2 separate regions of the Homo sapiens genome follow, and region 1 is linked to region 2. A link is a loop called in an ENCODE intact Hi-C map of the cell type or tissue named here. Cell type or tissue: gastrocnemius medialis. All regions are shown on one strand.

What was found. Hi-C counts contacts between places; a loop is a spot of excess contacts. Peaks named below come from ENCODE experiments on the same cell type or tissue, not always from the same donor. Only the 100,000 strongest peaks of a DNase experiment are listed, where the experiment ranks them.
Region 1: it touches region 2 in a loop (1.9-fold over the local background); 1 of 110 quality-filtered maps calls a loop at or near these places.

Annotation. Positions count from the first base shown.
Region 1 is chr5:178,392,957-178,400,956 of GRCh38, reverse strand. All of the region lies in intron 2 of COL23A1 (collagen type XXIII alpha 1 chain), which reads left to right. Among named protein-coding and RNA genes, the nearest start is that of PHYKPL, 160 kb to the right of the region's middle. In gastrocnemius medialis, no CTCF peak of the experiment used is centred here; DNase peaks (open chromatin) are centred at 4,006 and 6,646; H3K27ac peaks cover 1,259 bases; H3K27me3 peaks cover 371 bases.
Region 2 is chr5:178,524,242-178,532,241 of GRCh38, reverse strand. All of the region lies in intron 2 of COL23A1 (collagen type XXIII alpha 1 chain), which reads left to right. Among named protein-coding and RNA genes, the nearest start is that of COL23A1, 62 kb to the left of the region's middle. RefSeq lists enhancers at 5,115-5,863, 6,240-7,439. In gastrocnemius medialis, no CTCF peak of the experiment used is centred here; a DNase peak (open chromatin) is centred at 4,691; H3K27ac peaks cover 3,306 bases.

The sequences.
Region 1 (8,000 bases), 130 kb after region 2:
ATTTAAAAGTTCTGGAGATAGCCGGGCACGGTGGCTCATGCCTGTAATCCCAGCACTTTGGGAGGCCGAGGCCAGTGGATCACCTGATGTCAGGAGTTCGAGACCAACCTGGCTAATATGGTGAAACCCTGTCTCTACTAAAAATACAAAAATTAGCCGGGCGTAGTGGCAGGTGCCTGTAATCCCAGGTACTTGGAAGGCTGAGGCAGGAGAATCACTTGAACACATGAGGTAGAGGTTGGAGTGAGCTGAGATTGTGCTCCAGCCTGGGCGATAGAGCAAGACTCCATCTCAAAAAAAAAAAAAGTTCTGGAGATGGATGGTGGTGATGGTTGCACACCGTTGTGAATGTACTTAATGTCATTGAATTGTACACTTAAAAATGGTTAAAATGGTAACTTTTATGTTATGTCTATCTTACCACAATTTTTAGAAAACTATAGAAACAGAGAACAGATCCTCCTACAGAGGACGAGGGAGTTTGGGGCTGACGGAGCTGTTCTGTGTCTCGATTGTCAAAACACAAAGAACGGTGCACCAAAAAGAATGCATTTTATTCCATGTAGACTTTTTTTTTTTTTTTTTTTTTTGAGACGGAGTCTCGCTCTGTCGCCCAGGCTGGAGTGCAGTGGCGCGATCTCGGCTCACTGCAAGCTCCGCCTCCCAGGTTCACGCCATTCTCCTGCCTCAGCCTCCCCAGTAGCTGTGGCTACAGGCGCCCGCCACCACGCCCGGCTAATTTTTTTGTATTTTTAGTAGGGACAGGGTTTCACCGTGTTAGCCAGGATGGTCTCGATCTCCTGACCTCATGATCCACCCGCCTCAGCCTCCCAAAGTGCTGGGATTACAGGTGTGAGCCACAGCGCCCAGCCTATTCCATGTAGATTTAAAAATAAAAATTTAAAAGATAGAGGTGTTCCAATTGGGCTCCGACTGTTCTTGCTGGTTCATTCATTTAACCAACAAATATCGATCAACTCCACTGTGCCCCAGCACAGTGCCAGGAACCCTGTCCCCAGGCCCCTAGGCATGGACGCGGGTGGATCCGGAGACAGATGAGCCGAAGGGAATGAGAACCATGCGGCCGTCGTTATTCTAACTGAGAGAACAATCATGTCAGTACATTTTTCCCTGGAGACCAAGTCTGAAGCCTGGCCGCTCTGGATACTTCAGTATCTCCTCGAGTGAGGTTTTAGTTAGAGATGTTTACTCCCCTCCCTCCTTTGGTCAGCCTCCTTTTGATGCTCTGTTTTTAAAAACCATCTTTGGTTTTGGCTTGCTTGTTTGTTTTGCTACCCTCCCCACAACCCTTGAGTAGGATTGTTTTAAAACTGGGTAAACAGCCCATGTTTGCAGAGCTTTTGGTGAGTCTCCTGTGCTTTCCCCCGTGCAGGGGCGTGGGCCTTGTGTTGACAGCCTGCCGTCAGCTGCTCCCTTCCATGTTCCCAGCAATCGGCTCAACAAGGTGGCCCAGTCACAAACAAGAGAGACTGGCTTCAACAAAAAGGAGAAGGTGCTGGCTCCCAAAATGTAAAAGTGTTGGACTGGGCTAGCTTCAGCCATGGCTGGATCCAGCAGCTAGTGAGTGCTGGCAGGATCCTCCGTCTCTGTCTATCTTTACTTTTCCTCCCTCTCCCTCCCAGGGGCCCTCCCTTTGACTCCTGACTCTCTCTCTTCTCTGTGCTGGCTGCTCACAGCTGCAGCTCCCCAGCACGTGAGGGAGGGAGGGGCAGCAGAAGGCAGGTCCTGGGGCTGCTGACCTCCTGCTCAGAAACACCACACTCCATGTCAGTGATTTTCCTTTGTGAGGAGCCATCTGATCAGGATGTATTTCGATGCCAGCATCCGTGTGCATGACCTTGGACCAGGTGCCCCTTCCAGCCCCAGCAACTGAAGCCCACAAGCCCAGGGCCCTCTGCCCGTGCACAGGGACCCTGCAAGGGCACTGCTGTACGCTGGAGCTGAGCAGTCATCCCGGAGTGACGCAGAATGCAGTCTCTCCACCCGTGTGTTTACCAGCGCCTGGTGGGGCAGCTCGTCAGTGCCAGGCTGTCTGGGTGCTGGGATGCAAAGAAGAAAACGCTAAGACCTGCCCTGAGCACTCACAGCCTAACGAGAGACATGTTGTTAGCACAAGACGTGCCTAGGGGATCCCTTTCCTATGAGAACAACGGGTCCCTGAAAGAGGCCTTTTAATTTCATAATAAATAGTGAACAAAGGTTTCCTTGGGACTAAATCTTGAAAATAGAAACCGAAAATTGTAAAAATGAATTAATTTTACATTTAACAATATTTAAGCTATAACTCTGGGAGAAGTATTTTTGGTGGGGGAACAGAGTCTCATTCCGTCTCCCAGGCTGGAGTGCAGTGGCTCAATCTCAGCTCACTGCAGCCTCCACCTCCCAGGTTCAAGCAATCCTCCCACCTTAGCCTCCCAAGTAGCTGGGACTATAGGCACGTGCCACCACGCCCAGCTAATTTTTGTATTTTTAGTAGAGATGGGTTTTTGCCATGTTGCCCAGGCTGGTCTTGAACTCCTGACCCAATGTGATCCGCCTGCGTCGGCCTCTCAAAGTGCTGGGATTACAGGCGTGAGCCACCATGCCCAGCTGAGAATTTTTTTAAATAAAAAAAAGAATAATTTTTTCTCTTTGGAGTTATTTTACAAATAAACGTGTGAAAGCACATGAAGACTGTTCACATCTGAACGCCACAGCATGTTGATAAAGGGAGTTATTCGTGCACAAATATTCAAAGGCTCTGTCACTTTTCCTATATGGCTTTCCTGATCTTTTTTACCCAAGTTGCTCTCTTTTGACATGGCCAACATGCCCTTATTATCCTCTTTGGTTAACTGGGTTCACTCTGCCAAGACCCAGCCCCATTTGTTGATGTCTCGGCATCAGACCCAGGCAGTGTTACAGCATCACTCACATCAACTTCATGAAATTCTGCAACTTTTTTTTTTTTGACATGAAGTCTCACTCTGTCACCAGGCTGGAGTGCAGTGGTGTGATCTCTGCTCACTGCAGCCTCTGCCTCCAAGGTTCAGGCTGTTCTCCTGCCTCAGCCTCCTGAGTAGCTGGAACTACAGGCACGTGTCACCACACCCAGCTAAGTTTTGTATTTTTAGTAGAGACGGGGTTTCACCATGTTGGCCAGGATGGTCTCAATCTCTTGACCTCGTGATCTGCTCTCCTCAGCCTCCCAAAGTGCTGGGATTACAGGCATGAGCCACTGCACCCAGCCGAAATTCTGCAACTTTTTACAACATCTGTGGCTTCACTTGCAGTGGATTCGCATCACATTATTACAGGCACAGATAACCTCCTCAAACAGCAGGTGCATTTATGGCATGTAACGGTTATCCAGGCGCTGTCTAACCAAGACAGCGGCATGAGTGGGGGCGGATGCCCGTGAACAGGCAGGTGTGTCTGGGGGCACTGATGTTAGAAGGGGCAGTATAGTTGTGAGTTCTGTGTCCTGATGACTTTGGCTTCTTCGTTAAGCCTCAGTTACTGAATCCTCGCTGTACTTTTAAGTTTTCTCCCCCGAAACATATGTCTGATCCGTTGCAGCTGTGGGTCCTTAAATCCTTGCCCCGCCTCACTCCTGCGAGAGGCCTGCCGGAGCGCCCCCTCCTTGCGTCTTGCTAACGCAGCATCCCTGCCGTTTTCTTTTGCTTTGTCTCCCCCTCAGCTCTGCCCCCGGTGTATCCGAAGTGCTGAGTGGATGTTGGTGGCGGCAGGAAGGAGTGAATTAATGACCAGGCCAGCCTGACTCCAAGGTGGTACTGAGTAGGTCCTGCCAGCCCAGCCATGCTGCCACTGAGGCCCAGCACAGCCCTTCCTGGAGGCTGGGTGCACAGCCAGGCTTGGAGCAAGCCGAGTCCCAGAAAGCCTCTGCGAGTCCTTCCTGACACGCAGAGGGGACTGCTGATGGTCTGACTCCCATCTGCTACACATGGGGACAGGTGGCCCCTCAGTGCCAGATCTTTGACGTTTGTTCACTGGACACCAGGGAAGCCCCAGATGCTCAGCTGTTCTGCTCTTTGAAGTCCACGCCAAACAGTCCTGGGCAGGAGCCCAGAGCGCCTGCCCGCCGGGGAGAGACTCTCGGAGGACAGCCGGGGCCGGAACCAAGCCTGGACGTTTGGAGCTGAGAGCCGAATGCCCAGAGCGCCTGCCCGCCGGGGAGAGACTCTCGGAGGACAGCCGGGGCCGGAACCAAGCCTGGACGTTTGGAGCTGAGAGCCGAATGCCCAGAGCGCCTGCCCGCCGGGGAGAGACTCTCGGAGGACGGCCGGGGCCGGAACCAAGCCTGGACGTTTGGAGCTGAGAGCCGAATGCCCAGAGCGCCTGCCCGCCGGGGAGAGACTCTCGGAGGACGGCCGGGGCCGGAACCAAGCCTGGACGTTTGGAGCTGAGAGCCGAATGCCCAGAGCGCCTGCCCGCCGGGGAGAGACTCTCGGAGGACGGCCGGGGCCGGAACCAAGCCTGGACGTTTGGAGCTGAGAGCCGAATGCCCAGAGCGCCTGCCCGCCGGGGAGAGACTCTCGGAGGACGGCCGGGGCCGGAACCAAGCCTGGACGTTTGGAGCTGAGAGCCGAATGCCCAGAGCGCCTGCCCGCCGGGGAGAGACTCTCGGAGGACAGCCGGGGCCGGAACCAAGCCTGGACGTTTGGAGCTGAGAGCCGAATGCCCAGAGCGCCTGCCCGCCGGGGAGAGACTCTCGGAGGACAGCCGGGGCCGGAACCAAGCCTGGACGTTTGGAGCTGAGAGCCGAATGCCCAGAGCGCCTGCCCGCCGGGGAGAGACTCTCGGAGGACAGCCGGGGCCGGAACCAAGCCTGGACGTTTGGAGCTGAGAGCCGAATGCCCAGAGCGCCTGCCCGCCGGGGAGAGACTCTCGGAGGACAGCCGGGGCCGGAACCAAGCCTGGACGTTTGGAGCTGAGAGCCGAATGCCCAGAGCGCCTGCCCGCCAGGGAGAGACTCTCGGAGGACAGCCGGGGCCGGAACCAAGCCTGGACGTTTGGAGCTGAGAGCCGAATGCCCAGAGCGCCTGCCCGCCGGGGAGAGACTCTCGGAGGACAGCCGGGGCCGGAACCAAGCCTGGACGTTTGGAGCTGAGAGCCGAATGCCCAGAGCGCCTGCCCGCCGGGGAGAGACTCTCGGAGGACAGCCGGGGCCGGAACCAAGCCTGGACGTTTGGAGCTGAGAGCCGAATGCCCAGAGCGCCTGCCCGCCGGGGAGAGACTCTCGGAGGACAGCCGGGGCCGGAACCAAGCCTGGACGTTTGGAGCTGAGAGCCGAATGCCCAGAGCGCCTGCCCGCCGGGGAGAGACTCTCGGAGGACAGCCGGGGCCGGAACCAAGCCTGGACGTTTGGAGCTGAGAGCCGAATGCCCAGAGCGCCTGCCCGCCGGGGAGAGACTCTCGGAGGACAGCCGGGGCCGGAACCAAGCCTGGACGTTTGGAGCTGAGAGCCGAATGCCCAGAGCGCCTGCCCGCCGGGGAGAGACTCTCGGAGGACAGCCGGGGCCGGAACCAAGCCTGGACGTTTGGAGCTGAGAGCCGAATGCCCAGAGCGCCTGCCCGCCGGGGAGAGACTCTCGGAGGACAGCCGGGGCCGGAACCAAGCCTGGACGTTTGGAGCTGAGAGCCGAATGCCCAGAGCGCCTGCCCGCCGGGGAGAGACTCTCGGAGGACGGCCGGGGCCGGAACCAAGCCTGGACGTTTGGAGCTGAGAGCCGAATGCCCAGAGCGCCTGCCCGCCGGGGAGAGACTCTCGGAGGACGGCCGGGGCCGGAACCAAGCCTGGACGTTTGGAGCTGAGAGCCGAATGCCCAGAGCGCCTGCCCGCCGGGGAGAGACTCTCGGAGGACGGCCGGGGCCGGAACCAAGCCTGGACGTTTGGAGCTGAGAGCCGAATGCCCAGAGCGCCTGCCCGCCGGGGAGAGACTCTCGGAGGACGGCCGGGGCCGGAACCAAGCCTGGACGTTTGGAGCTGAGAGCCGAATGCCCAGAGCGCCTGCCCGCCGGGGAGAGACTCTCGGAGGACAGCCGGGGCCGGAACCAAGCCTGGACGTTTGGAGCTGAGAGCCGAATGCTGCTTAGCATGACTAATTAGCTCAACTAATTCCCCTCAGCCCTTGCCCGAGACCCAGGGCCTTGTAATTCTAGCCCTGCTATGTCCCACTTGTGACCCTGGGGAGGCATACCATCTCTCTGGGCCTCAGTTTCCCCATGTGTAGCAGATGGGAGTCAGACCATCAGCAGTCCCCTCTGCGTGTCAGGGTGGACTCAGGAACCAGGAGGCTGAACTTGCAGCCAAATGCTAGCTAAGGATGATTTTCAGTTTACCCAAAGATGTGAACCTTCAGGCCACACAGTTTAGCTGTGAACACCATGTTGAGGCCGGAACATCGTGGCTTTTGAAATGAGTTAATTTCTTGGAGCAGGAAAAGTACCCCGTGCTGTCAATACAGTTGTCTTCCTTGGAGATCTTCAGGGAGTGAGCTGAGAGAGGGCTGGTGGGGCTGCCTCTGCATTCCTGGGGTGGGGCTGCAGGCCCTATGCAGCCTAGCAGGTGTTCTCCAGCTGGGAGTGGCTCCGAGTTGAGGGCTCAGGGTTGACTCACCCAGTGTGTGGCAGGCACTGTTCTGTGCCAGCCTCTGGGCTGACTGAGCATCAGGGCATGGGTTAAACCTGTACCGGACCTGCCCTCAGGAGGCTCCAGGCCTGCAGGGCAGGACAGGTGCAGATAGTGACTGTATGCTCTGCCTGTGCTGGAGCCCTGGGCCTCCTCCTTGCCTGTCCTGCCTCTGCTTCCTCCCTGAAGCTTCCCTTCCTCCTGCCCTCCCAGGTCTTTCGCTCCAGGTTTGATAGTCTGTGGCCACACTGAGCACCTGCTTCCTTGGGACCAAGGGGTTATGTCCCATCCTTCTGTCAGGGCACCTGGTGGGCAGGGTTGGGGTGGGTCCTCCCCACTCCTTGGCACCCTTGGAAAATCAGTTGAAAAGAGGGAAGAAGCCAGGCTTGGTAGCTCACACCTATAATCCCAGCACTTTGGGAGGCCAAAGCAGGTGGATTACTTGAGGTTAGGAGTTTGAAACCAGCCTGGACAACATGGTGAAACCCCATCTGTACAAAAATTAGCCAGGCGTGGTGGTGCACACCTGTAGTCCCAGTTACTTGGGAGGCTGAGGCAGAAAAATCGCTTGAGCCCGGGAGGTGGAGGTTGCAGTGAGCAGAGATTGCGCCTGGGTGACACAGCAAGACCCTGTCTGGAAAAAAAAAAAAAAGGAAAAGAGGGAAGAGAGTCTTGATTGATGATTTTTATCAATTTCCTTCCACATGCATTGGGAGCTGGTCTCACATGATCTGAATGGTGCCAGGGAAATTTTTTTATTGTAGTAAAACATACATAACATAAAATGTACCATCTTAACCATTTTTAAGTGTACAGTTCAGTGGCATTAAGTATATTCACGTTGTTGTGCAACCATCATCAGAACTGTTTACATCTTGCAGAACGAAAACTCTGCACCCATTAAGCCATAACTCCCCATTCCTCCTCCCCACAGCCCTGGCACCCACCATTTACTTCCCATCTTTATGACTTGGAGTACCCTGGCTTGGCTCATCCAGCATTTGTCCTTCCGTGACTTCTTCTTTGTGGCTTCTTTCATTTAGCGTAACATCCTCAAGGTCCATCCGTGCTGTCGCATGTGTCAGAATTTCCTTCCTTTTTAAGGCTGAAAACTATTCCATTTAAGGCTAATGCTCCCTGCCAGGGCCATCTCTCGAGCCAGATGTTTTATATGCATGCAACAAATCGTTTACTTCGGCAACAATGCACGGTTGGGAGTTCGAAGGCCTGAGCTTGAGCTGCTTTTCTGCCAGGCACCCGCTGTGGGTCCTTGGGCTCTTGTCCTGCCTGAGTCTCTCTGCAAAATGCAGATGGCTGAGCAGGTGGTTTTGAGCACCCAGTGAGGGAG
Region 2 (8,000 bases):
TTTCTAAGGAATAACCTGATTAAGTCAACAGGCTGGCAAACAATGTGCCTGGAGCACATCCCTCAGTTGGAGGCTCAGCTTTTCGATTCTGGATGGAGGTCACTCAGATCTTGGCTGGAACAGGACCAAAAAGGGGAGTCTCCGAGTGAGCTCTGCCCACGTCGGCAGATGGCACACCCCAGCCAGCCTGCACTCATGGGATGTGGCTGGTTGCATCTTTCCACTGGGGGCCACCCTGCATCTGGTTGTCAGCTGGGGGCTGTGTCACCTGTCATGTCTCACCCTTCTGAGGACTCAGGCAGCCCACCTTGAGTTTGGTGTTGTGGTTCGGTGACTCCAGGACTGAGAGGAGAACCAGGCTCCTCTCATGCTGCACTGGCCAGAGGGAGCGTGCAGGATGCCGGGGCAGGGATCGCTTAGAAGGCCGAGGATGGGCAAGGATGCACTCGCTCGCAGCAAGGGCAGCCTAGCAGGGCAGTGGGAAGCTCTCTCAGCTTGGCCCCTGGTAGTTACATCTCAGTTACATGGTTTTTGGCAACAATAACAAAATAAGTTGGAAAGACCACAGTAGGAACTTTGAATCCAGTGCAGTCTGAAAGCCATCCTATCCGTTGGGCTTGCATTTGGCTGCCGAGAACAGAATCCCTAACTTAAACACGGGGGGATTATCTTCTTGCAGGATGATAATTCCAGAGGCGGAAAGTCCGGGGCTGGTGTATCTGCTCAGGGGTGTTTCAGGATCCCAGGCTCTTTTTATCTTTCCATCTCTCCATCCTTAACAGGCAGACCTTCATCTTGACAGAGCTAGGTCAGGCCACAGGGGGTTTGGAATGAGAGTTGTGTCAGCCCCAGGCAGGTCATGCGGAGAGCACTAGATTTGCCATCAAGAGACCTGGGTTCCCACCCCACACTGGGTCATGTTAGGGCAAGTCGCTGCCATCTTCTGGACCTTTTCCCATCCCTCAAATGGGAGAGTTGAACTGTATTATCTCTACAGTCCCTTCCATCTTGTTCCCGTTACCTACTGCTGTGGTACAAATGATCCCAAAAGTTCATAGCTTAAAATGCTTATTTCAGCCAGGCACGGTGGCTCACACCTGTAATCCCACCACTTCGAGAGGCCGAGGCAAGTGGATTACCTGAGGTTGGGAATTTGAGACCAGCCTGACCCCATGGAAAAACCCCGTGTCTACTAAAAAATACAAAATTAGCCAGGCGTGGTGGCGCGTGCCTGTAATCCCAGCTACTTGGGAGGCTGAGGCAGGAGAATCTCATGAACCCAGGAGATGGAGGTTGCAATGAGCTGAGATCGCACCACTGTACTCCAGCCTGGGCGACAAGAGCAAAACTCTACCTCAAAAAAATTAATGCTTATTTCATTCATGAATCTTCTATTTCATTAGGGCTCAGCAAAGATAGCTGGTATCTGCTGACTCAGTGTCAGCTGGGAGGGAGGCTAGAACGAGGTTGGGGCTGGGATCCTCTGAAGGCTCGCTCACTCACCTGTCTGGCAGGTTACGCTGGATGGTGGCAGGGACCTCAGCCGGAGGGAGCTGTGGCTGCAACATCTACACCTGGTCTTTGGTCTGGCTGCTTGGCCTCCTCACAAATTAGCCACTGGGTTCTAAGTGTGAAGGAGCTGGGAGGAGGCTGCATCGCCTTTCCTAAGTGGCCCGGGAAGCCATGCAGTATCACTGTGTCACTTTCTCTTCATTAGAAGCAAGTGATTCTGTCTGGCTCATATTCAAAGGGGACAGAAGTTAGACTCTGCCTTTTTTTTTGAAACAGGTCTTTCTCTGTCACCCAGACTTGAGTGCAGTGGCATCAACTTGGATCACTGCAGTCTCCACTTTCCAGGGTCAAGTGATCCTCCCACCTCAGCCTCCTGGGTAGCTGGGACTACAGGCACGCACCACTGCACCCGGCTAATCTTTTTTATTTTTAGCAGAGACGGAGTCTTGCCATATTGCTCAGGCTGGCCTTGAACTCCTGAGCTCAAATGATCCTTCCACCTCAGCTTCCCAAAGTGCTGGGATTATAGGTTGAGCCACCACACCTGGCCCACACTCTGCCTTTTGATGGGAAGAATCTCAAAAGATGTGTGGACCTGCTTAAAACCGCTGTGCATCTGTAGGTTTCAAATTCAGTGTTCCTATTCCTTCACGCTGATTTTCACTATTCCAGAATTCAACAGAGGCTAGACTTCTCAGGGCAAGACCGTAGAAAAACTGTTATGGAACAGGCTTTATCAGATAGGCCTGACTGCTAGAGCGGGATCTTCCTTCGTCTTAAAAGTAAACAATACCTGGTTGATTTTGAGAGATGCTACCTTACAAAACAAGACTTTGAGAGTCATTATACAGCAGTGTTTGAAAGGTACACTATGATCACAGTTCATCCACACGCTTCTACTGGCCCTTTCTTGTGTGCCTGGCACCATGCTGGACACGAGGAGTTTAAATCAGGCCTGAGGTCTGGCCCCACTCACGGGAGATGTGTAGTTTCGCTGGGGAGACAGAGGCCTGGGAGCGCTTCTGCCTGTGAAGTCAGCGGTGCCTGCTTTCAGTCTATGCCCCTCGTGTCCACTCTGGGCTTGGCACAGAGGGACCGTCTGTCCCTCTATTGGTCAGTGACAGAAACTTAACTCTGAGTGGCATGACAAAATAAAGCAAAAAAATGAATTTTGTTTGTTTGATTTTGGTTTATGTAACTAGAAAGGCCACGGGTAGATTTCTCACTTCAGGCATCACTGGGTGCCAGGACTGAAGGGAGATTCCTCCCTGCACCTCAGTGTTACACAGTTGCACTTGGGGCCCCAAGAAACCAGGCGTCTGATGGTCACGCCACGTGCAGTTCCCTCCCACACTGACTCTGGGCTTCACGCCACGTGCAGTTCCCTCCCACACTGACTCTGGGCTTCACTGTGATTTGTCTGGGCCAACTGGACACTAGCAAGTGTGATACAAGTAGAGGCTGGAGGAGCCGCTTGCTCATTATGGTTGTCCTCTTGCAACACATCCTCACGGAATCCAGCCACCCAGACGTAAAGAAGCCCAGGGCTAGACTGTCGGCTGAAGAGACGCCACATGGAGAGAGTCCTTGGACGACAAGGCCATATCAGACATTCCAGACATCTTAGATAACTCCCTAAGGAGAACAGCCGCGAGGGACCTCAGCCGTAGCTCTGCGGAGCAGAACCGCCCAGCCCTGCGAGGCCATAGAATCCTGAGAAACAATACATTGATGCTTTAGGCCACTGAATTTTGGGTCATGTTGTTTTGAGGTGATAGGTAACTGATACACCGTCTCTAAGCAGTGGCAAGACAGCTGCCAAGAACTCTGGGATCAGAAATCCCAGTGGACACAAAACACCTCTTCCCTTCATTTCGGGAGAAGTGCAAGCATTGAGGGATGGACTCACTTGTTTTATTGAGATGGAGTTTCACTCTTGTTGCCCAGGCTGGAGTGCAATGGCGCGATCTCAGCGCGTCGGAACCTCCGCCTCCTGGGTTCAGGCAATTCTCCTGCCTCAACCTCCCGAGTATCTGGGATTACAGGCACGTGCCACTATGCCCTGCTAATTTTGTATTTTTAGTAGAGATGGGGTTTCTCCATGTTGGTCAGGCTGGTCTCAAACTCTGACCTTGTGACCCACCCGCCTCGGCCTCCCAAAGTGCTGGGATTACAGGCGTGAGCCACTGCGCCCGGCCTTGACTCACATTTAATGAGTGCAAGTCACTTGCTCATCTTGGAACTCATCACTGTGGCCAGGGAGTGAAGACCAGCCCAGAGATGTGTGCCCATCCCTGAAGCGAGTGGGGAGTGGGGTCAGTCCCACTGAAACCTGTGACCTGGGATGAGGGAAGGCAGGGAGAAAAATGAGGCTGTCATTAGCAGAAAAGGGGGCAGCGGAGACAGCAGAAACCACCACAGGTCTCCCCTGTAGGGAGTGTGTGAGATGGTGAAAGGGTGAATGAGTGATCGTGAGTGGGCTTAGGTGAGGAAGAGCTTTAATGAGGGCTAATATTTAAGCCAGGACTTGTCACAGGTGAGGGGCAAGGGTTTCCAGGAGGTGAGCAAGCTGAGGGGTAGAACAGGTGGCAGGAGGCCAGAGGCGGGGACTGGGGCAGTCCCAGTGCCCAGGGAGCAGGAACCGCATCTGAGGTGCACAGATGTCACAGCCAAAAGCCCCGGTATTTGCCAAAATGCCAAATGTGTTCTAGGCCTTCCCCTTGAATGTGAAATTCGGTTTTATTTTAAGAAAAGTGTCCAGGTGTTTCTGATTCATGTACACTTAAGTCATCCTTTTGTGTGTGTGAATGTGGGGAGCTATTTCATGCCAAGAAATCCTGGAAAGGTTTTATCTTGGCATTTTCCATTTCGGGCTGTATCTGAGGAACAAGACGCTGCATTTGCCTGGGGCCAAGCCCATCAGGCTTCCGCCAGGTTTCCAGTATCCAGGCTGCAGGGAGCCTGGCAGGGGCGTGGGCAGGGGCGTCTGAGTGGCAGCTTGTAGTGGAAGGCAGTGGGGTCCCCGGGAGCACACACAGCATGCACTCAGGGCTGACTGAGGTTGTGCCCCACTGGGGATGTGCAGTTGTCTCCAGGTCTTGGCAGAGGCCACCCCTCCCCTGGCCCCTCGTTGGTAACCGAGTCATGAGGACAGTTTGTACGTGGTGCTGTGCCCAGGCAAGCTTGGGACACACCATCCACCCGGGCCAGCCGCTTCCTGGAAATAGAACCTGAGCAGGAGACGTTCTCTTAGAAGGCTGCGGGGTGCCTGGAGGCCCCTTGGAGCTGGCAGAGCCCCAGGGAAGAGAGATGAGGGGGTCAACCGCTGATCTCAGGACAGACAGATGGAAAAGGCCAAGGCTCTTCACATAGAAAGTCAGGAGGCTGCAGGGACGGTGTGGAAACATCTAGACCCCGGCTCCTTCACCCCAGCACAGAAGGGAGAGCTCTCAGGGCGAGGGTGAGTGTCAGTCAGCTCAGACCAGCCCCAGGTCCAGCACTTTTGCTGCCAGCATGCCTGGTGCTGTCCCCCACTCTCCTCACCGAGGGCCCCCCGCCTTGCTGCCTCCCTGAGCCCTGCTTGTCCACACCCATCTGGGCTCCACTTCTGGGGTCCAACTTCCCCCTTTTTTGACTTGGATTTGACCCCCTTCAACACCAAGTGCCCTGCAAGATGTGGCTTGGCTTCCGGACTCAGCTTCCCCCTCCCCGTCCTGGCTGTAATTGGCCTGGGCCCTCTCCTGCCTACCACGGCACCCTGGGGTGCTAGGACAAAGGAGGCCGTCTTTTTGGAAGGCAGCGGTTTGAATGAGTAAGGATAGGAACAGTTTCATACGGCAGTTAATGGAATAAACAGGAGTGCAGGAGCGTGCGATGGACTCATTCTTTCACCCTTACAGCTGCCATTTATGGAGCCCCATGTCTGGATAGCAGAGGAGTGAGGCTGAGGGAACACTGGGGGCTGTAGTCTGAGTTTGAATCCACATTCGGGGCTCAGGTCCTTTGTGGCTTGCCTGAACCCCCTCTATCCTTGGCCCAGCAGTGGAAACACCCCATTGTAGACTCGCTAGCCCCTCTCTTCCCCCAAGAAGCTCCACGGCAGCATCAGACTCTTTTTATTGCAGATGACAGAAACATGACTCAAACTGGCTTCAGCCAGTTCAAAGAGAATTTACTGGGCTCTGGAGTTTACTGGTTTCAGGAGCCGCAGATGCCCTCCTGGTGGGCTTGCTCGCCTCTGGGTTCTGCAGTCCTGTGTGTTGGCCTCATTCTCAGGCAAACACTTCCCCACCAGGCCCATGTCCTTCTCGCTCAGCATGCCAGCAGAGTCCCATAGAGGACGTTCCCTGGTCCAGCCACAGCTACATGTCCCGTGAGCCTGTCACTGTAACTGAGAGGGTGTGGGGCTTTGCTTGGCCCCCCAGGTCAGGGGATAGAGTCAGCTCCCTGCAAACCCACATGGGCTGATCCAGGCAAAGGGGCAGTTCCCGGGGCAGCCAGAAGGGTACTACTGGAAGTATGGGAAGGATTTTGGAAAGGCAAAACCCACAGGAGTCGACCCCAGGGCCTACTCTCTCCCACATGCCTTTCCTGCTCATTCCCTGGCCCTCTGCCCTCTCTCCTTCAGGAAGCCCTCTTGGGTTACTGCAGCCCTTGTGCTTTCTTCCTTCCCAGCACTCCGAGGACACTCGCCTCCGCTGGGCCTGCCTGTGCAGTGCTGACTACCTCAAGCTGTTACCATCTTCAAGTTTGTATGAGTTTGCTTTCCCTCTAGAGGTATATGGAGGTCTTGAGGTCAGGCCTGTGTTCCTAAGGCAGCTGATGAGGTGTAAAGAGTTTTGGGCTCTTCTCCAGTGCTTCTGGCCTAGGCCGTGCTTTGCCTGTGGATACATTTTACCTGATCTTCATTTTTCATGTTAATGAAGTTTTTCCTATGAGCCTTGGACACATTATCTTTTTCCATTTTGCACTGAGTGTTTTAGATAAAGCCTTCGGGTCCTGGGGTCTGCGCGCTGTGTCGCCATTTCTTACCAGCCATGTGAGCTTAGCCTTCGGGTCCTGGGGTCTGCGCGCTGTGTCGCCATTTCTTACCAGCCATGTGAGCTTAGCCTTCGGGTCCCGGGGTCTGCGCGCTGTGTCGCCATTTCTTACCAGCCATGTGAGCTTAGCCTTCGGGTCCCGGGGTCTGCGCGCTGTGTCGCCATTTCTTACCAGCCATGTGAGCTTAGCCTTCGGGTCCCGGGGTCTGCGCGCTGTGTCGCCATTTCTTACCAGCCATGTGAGCTTAGCCTTCGGGTCCTGGGGTCTGCGCGCTGTGTCGCCATTTCTTACCAGCCATGTGAGCTTAGCCTTCGGGTCCCGGGGTCTGCGCGCTGTGTCGCCATTTCTTACCAGCCATGTGAGCTTAGCCTTCGGGTCCTGGGGTCTGCGCGCTGTGTCGCCATTTCTTACCAGCCATGTGAGCTTAGCCTTCGGGTCCTGGGGTCTGCGCGCTGTGTCGCCATTTCTTACCAGCCATGTGAGCTTAGCCTTCGGGTCCCGGGGTCTGCGCGCTGTGTCGCCATTTCTTACCAGCCATGTGAGCTTAGCCTTCGGGTCCTGGGGTCTGCGCGCTGTGTCGCCATTTCTTACCAGCCATGTGAGCTTAGCCTTCGGGTCCTGGGGTCTGCGCGCTGTGTCGCCATTTCTTACCAGCCATGTGAGCTTAGCCGAGTTATTTAACCTCTTGTTGCCCTAGTTTCTTTCTTCATCTTAAAATGAAAACACGTAGCATAAAGAGTTACGCAGTTTAGGTGGGTGGTGCGTGTGTAAATGGAGTCCCGCAGAGTGCTGGGCTCCCAGACAGCTGTTGAATGAATGAATGACTGCATTGCTGCGTGAGTGAGTGAGCGAGTGTGTGAGTGAGTGAGTGATCTGTGGGTCTGTTGTGGAGCCACATGGCCTGTTAGGGCTCTAGACAGGGGCCCTTATGAAAAAAGAAGGCCCTGCTTCAGGGGCATAGGAGGCGTCAGGCAGGCAGCAGGGCAAGAGCCAGCCCTGCCTCGGGTCAGCGTGGCCTGGAAGTTGGCCAGGTCTGCAGGAGAATGGGCAGGTGTGGCCAGGTGGTCCATGGGGGAGGAGGCTGGTACAGGCCAGAGCTGGTCAGGTCAATGCCCGACCATTTCCAGGACCTTTGCCTGTGCTGAGCATGGGTTATTTTTTTCTGGATACATCCATCCCCCATCCTTTCTGTGACAGTTCCCTGATTTCCCTTTGGGTAAAGCCCCTACCCCATTCCCAAGCTATGTATCTTGGGATGGGCTGACCCCACCACCAGGCTCTGCTGATACCCATGTGACCCAGTTATTCTCATAAGAGACAGATTCTAGGATTTTCCTGGAACTTCTGAACTAGAGAGGGTCTCTTTCCACTGGGGAGAGCGGGCAGGATGTGGTCTGGAGCTGCGGGGGGCCACAGTGTGAAGAGGGCTCCCCTGGGAATGAAGCCAA